Regions from separate parts of the Homo sapiens genome. Here region 2 is linked to region 1. The links are chromatin loops, found by intact Hi-C in ENCODE. Cell type or tissue: PC-3. All regions are shown on one strand.

Region 1 (2,500 bases):
TGGAAGAAAGGCTTATGGTTTGTTTACGGTTAGAGCTTGCATTTCAGAGAGATCAACATAGCTCACATTTTGTTATGGTTATGGTTGGTTGTTCTGAGTGTATATCCAAACTGTGGCCTTCGTTTTCAATTTTTTTTTAACATCCCTTAACAATGAGATGCCATGCAGAGAGAGAAAGAGAGAGGCCAAGGAGCAGTGAGGTGCCAGATTTGTGAGGGACCCTTCTTGGAGCTTTCAGGCAAGGCAAGCCTCCAGCTGAGTACCACACAGTGATCCAGTTGATGCCACTTGGAGCAGAAAAACTGCCCAGCTAAGGTCTGCCCAAACTTCTGGCCCACGTAACTGTGAGGTATAATAAAATTGCTGTTGTTGTAAGCCACTAAGCTTTGGGGTAGCTTATGTCACCACAGTAAATAATCCAAACATTCTCCTCTAAACTTAGATTGTCTATAGGATTAATGTGACAAGTAATAAGTTATAGCCTTGTGACTTGACCTCCACTGTTGGCTTAAATTTCAATTTAAATATTTTATTGTTATTCAGTTTGTTGTATGAGTACATCTTCTGTCCCAGTGAGATTACAATACTTTTTTATTACCTACAAATAGTCTTATATATAGTATTTTTGGTGAACTCTGCTTTTATTCTTTAGAAAATTAGTATAGGAAAAACTCACCTTTTTTTAACCGAAATTTGTGTTGTGTTTATATAATGCTACAAACATCTTTATTTATTTTTCCTTTTAGTATATGAGCCATCATTGAATAAAAGTGAGTGACAAGGTGATGGGAAAATGTGGAAATGAGAGTGGGAATGTGGATGTAGGTTATCTCTTATTAAAAATAATATTTGATTAAAAATCACTAGAGAAAAACATATGTCGGCCACTGAGTGGTATATAAAGTAATAAAATAAAGGTGAGAATTTACAAATGATCCATTAGTAGAAAACAAACAATAAAAAAAACCAAAAATACAAACACAAGTCCTGGGATAGTATAGCCAAAATTCTGTGATGACCCCCAAGATTACTGACTTATATAATATATATCATATTTTATAATATATATCATAACTTATATAATTCATTCCCCTTGAGCATGGAAAGGCCTGTGAATATATTGGGGTAGTCACTCCTTGATTAGGTTATATTTGATAAGGTTCCATTTTAGCCAGCTGGATGGAGAAATTCCTAGTGAGAGAGATGCCCTCATGCTTGTCTGGAAGAAGTAAATACCCACATTGTGAAATGCCTATGAAAAGGGGTAACCTTCAAAAGCTGAGCACCTTAGTCCTACAACCCCAAGGAACTGAATTCTGCCAACAACTAATGAACTTAGAAGAGGCCCCCAAAGTCTCAGATGAGATCACAGCCTGAGCTAACACCTTGATTGCAGTCTGTTGAGACTCGAGCATAACACCCAGTAACTGTGCCTGAACTCTTTACTCATAAAAACTGTCAGATCATAAATTTCTGTTGTCTAAAGCCACTAAGTTAGTGATAATTTGTGACACAGCAATAGAAAACTAATAGAGTATGATTCTACTTATACTGTAAAAAAAAAAAAAAAAAAACTAAAAAATGGTTCTATACTTGAACAACTTCAAGAATGAGTGTGGAAGGAAAAGAAGAAACCAGGTTCCTTGATGACATTATTGAACTGAGCTGCCAGCCCTGAGATGCTTACTTCCAGACCTTCTGTAAAACAATAATAATAATACCAGTAACTGTTAGTTACAGCATTGTTATTTGGATTTTTGAATAACGGACAACTGAATGCATTCATATTTGCTCTAGGACTTTCTGTGGCCTGCCTTAATTTAAATAAATATAAAGCCTTGTGCTATGCCTTAGAATTGCCATTTGAAGTCTCCACACGGAATTCTCTTTCTACCTTCTAGCTTTAATGGCTCATTCTTGCTATAAGAATAATATCCAGTATCTAAGGTCTTTCATTATGTGGGCCTTAAATAACTCTTTAACTTACCTTTCAACGTCTTCCTGCACCCAAACTCGAATTATCAAGAGATACTTGAAGTTCCTGCAAAGTCGGCTGTCCTATGTACCTCATTGATTTTACCTCTGATTATTTTGTTTCGTCTTCTTTTTTACATTTTGGCATAGCTTTGCCTGAAGCTCTGATGACTAGTTCTCAGTTCAATTCCTGTGCACCCTTCCCTTTGGAAAACTTTTCTGATTGTCCTTCTTCAAGAGCTTCTTCTCTGGCTTCCCCCAGCATCTTGCATACATCCTTATCCCAGCTCTTAACCCATTATGCTATAGTCATTTTTATCTCTATCAATTAACCCCCAAATGCTGAGGCAGTGTCTGGGTTACCTTTGTGTCCTATGTGCCATGGTATCCAGCACACAGCTGTCATTCCATTGTTATTTCTTACACAGAAGGAAATAATGAAATTCAAAAGCCACAAACAGGTATACTTTGAAAAGCAACCATCTCCTGGAGTATCTTTCATCGAGCTTCCCTGCCTAAGAGATAA
Region 2 (2,500 bases), 95 kb before region 1:
ATTGAGAACCAGATCAGTGTTGTAACTTTTGCTTTAATAGTTAAAAATTAGAGAAAAATTAAGAAGGGAAGACTGTCTATTATATTTGATGCTTCTACTCCCTCAAGAAAGTGTTATTTCTCCCTTCCTGATGTTCTCCAAATCCTTCTTTTATGATTCCCTCCCTCTTTGAAGAACCTTCTTTAACCATTTTTTTAAGGTAGGTCTGCCAGTTTCTTAGCTGTTTTTATTAAGGATATCCTGATTTCTATTTCATTATTCAGAGATTCTTTCATCAGATATAGAACTTTGGACTGCCTACTCTACTTTTCTAGGAGCATTTGGAAAATGTGATACTTCTTTTGTCTTCCATAGTTTCTGATGTGAAATCCACTGTCATCATTTGGTTTTCCCCAGTAGGTGAGGTATTGTTTCTCTATCTCTGCTTTTAAGGTTCTCTATCTTTAGTTTTCATAATTTTGATTATGGTGTGTTTTGACCTGGATTTCCTTCAGTTTATTCTGTTTGGGGTTTGCTCAGTTTCTTCAATGTGTAGGTTAATGGCACTTGTTAAAGTTGGGGAAATTTTCAATCGTTATTACTTTGAATATCTTTTCAGCCCAACATTTTATCCTCTCCTTCTGCAATACCAATAATACAAATGGTATATCATTTGTTACAAGTCTCACAGGGCCTGAGGCTCTGTGCATTTTGCATTTTTTTTCCAGTCTATATTACCTCTGTTATTCAGAATAGATAACCTTTATTTTCTTTATCTCTTACATCATCTATTTGTTTTCTGTCACTTTCTATTCGCTGAGGTTATTTTTCATTTGTTCCTAGCTGCTCATGATGCATTTTGATGATGGCTGCTTTAAATAATTGTTAGGTAATTCTAACATTTGATTCATTTTGGTTTTGGCATCTATTGGTTTTTTTCTTAATCAAGTTGAGAATTTCATGACTCTTGGTATGTTTTTTATTGAAACCTAATATTTTAGATATTATGAGATTCTAGATCTTATCTAAATTGGTTTAGTAGGCCTCCTCTGACACCACATTACTGGGGAAAGAGATACTCACTTCACCTTATTACTGTCAGGTAGAGTTAGAAATCTAAATTCCTCATTTTGCCTCCATTAAAAATCCAGGGTAAGAGGGGTACCTGGTTCCTCCACATCCAGAGTGGGAGTTCAGGCTTCTTAATAGGAATGAAAGGGGTTCCTTATCACCAGTTCAGGTGACAGTCTTGGCTCCCAGCTCCCTACTTGGGGAGGCTTTGCTGCTGGAGGTGGAGGTGGGGCCACAGTAGCTGTGTAAGTCAGAATCTTTTACTGTTTGTTTTATAAGACCTAATGTTGTTAGCTGTGCTTACCAGGAGTGGGGGAAAGCATATCTACTCAGTCTTTCCAGAAGTTGATCTCCCAATAATTGTTTTCTAATGCAGTCACCAAAAAACACAATTACTCACTTCCTTTAAGCTGGCCTCACATGCTTTAGAACACACACACTTATTTACCAGTCATTAATCATTTTAGCATATAAGTATTTCAAATAAGAGTCAAATAAAATACATAGTGAAATATTGTATATTCCCCTTAATATTTTTTCCTCTTAACTGTTAGAAACATTAAAATGCCCTACTTGGAATATTGATTCTCTTTTGTAGAAGTAGACATTTTCATAGAATATAAATTTTGAAATATTTTGCAAGCATTTGTGCTGAATCAACCTAAACTAACATGGCAAAATTAAAAAAAAAAAAAATTACCCAGAACAGCGGGAGTCTGGCAATATGGCCAAATAGGAAGAGCTTTGGTCTGCAGCTCCCAATAAGATCAATGCAGAAGGTGGGTGATTTCTGCATTTCCAACTGAGTTACAAGGTTCATCTCACTGGGACTGGTTGGACTGTGGGTGTAGCCAAAGAAGGGCGAGGTGAAGCAGGGTGGGCCATCACCTCACCTGGGAAGTGCAAGGTGTTGGGGAACCCCCTCTCCTAGACAAGGGAAGCCATTAAGGACTGTACTGAGCACTCTGGCCCAGATACTGCGCTATTACCACAGTCTTCACAACCCGCAGACCAGGAGATTCCCTTCGGTGCCTACACCACCAGGGACCCTGGGTTTCCAGCACAAAACTGGGTGGCCATTTGGGCAGACACCGAGCTAGCCGCAGGAGTCTATTTCTCATACCACAGTGGCACCTGGAAAGCCAGTGAGACAGAACTGTTCACTCCGCTGGCAAGGGAGCTGAAGCCAGGGAGCCAAGTGCTCTGGCTCAGCGAGTCCCACCCCCACGGAGCCCAGCAAGCTAAAATCCACTGGCTTGAAAGTCTCGCAGCCAGCACAACACAAGAGTCTGAGCTCGACCTGGGACACTCCAGCTTGGTGGGGGGAGGGGCATCCACCATTGCTGAGGCTTGAGTAGGCAGTTTTCCCTCACAGTGTAAACAAAGCCACCAGGAAGTTCAAACTGGGTGGAGCCCACCACAGCTCAGCAAGGCCTCTGAGGCCAGACTG

What was found. A loop is a pair of places that touch in the nucleus more often than their neighbours do. Peaks named below come from ENCODE experiments on the same cell type or tissue, not always from the same donor. Only the 100,000 strongest peaks of a DNase experiment are listed, where the experiment ranks them.
Region 2: it touches region 1 in a loop (13-fold over the local background); 2 of 110 quality-filtered maps call a loop at or near these places.

What each region holds. Positions count from the first base shown.
Region 1 is chr1:121,491,418-121,493,917 of GRCh38, reverse strand. No RefSeq gene overlaps it. Among named protein-coding and RNA genes, the nearest start is that of SRGAP2-AS1, 95 kb to the right of the region's middle. In PC-3, no CTCF peak of the experiment used is centred here; no DNase peak of the experiment used is centred here.
Region 2 is chr1:121,586,875-121,589,374 of GRCh38, reverse strand. No RefSeq gene overlaps it. Among named protein-coding and RNA genes, the nearest start is that of SRGAP2-AS1, 190 kb to the right of the region's middle. RefSeq lists an enhancer at 1,616-2,443. In PC-3, no CTCF peak of the experiment used is centred here; DNase peaks (open chromatin) are centred at 1,394 and 2,424; H3K27ac peaks cover 1,720 bases.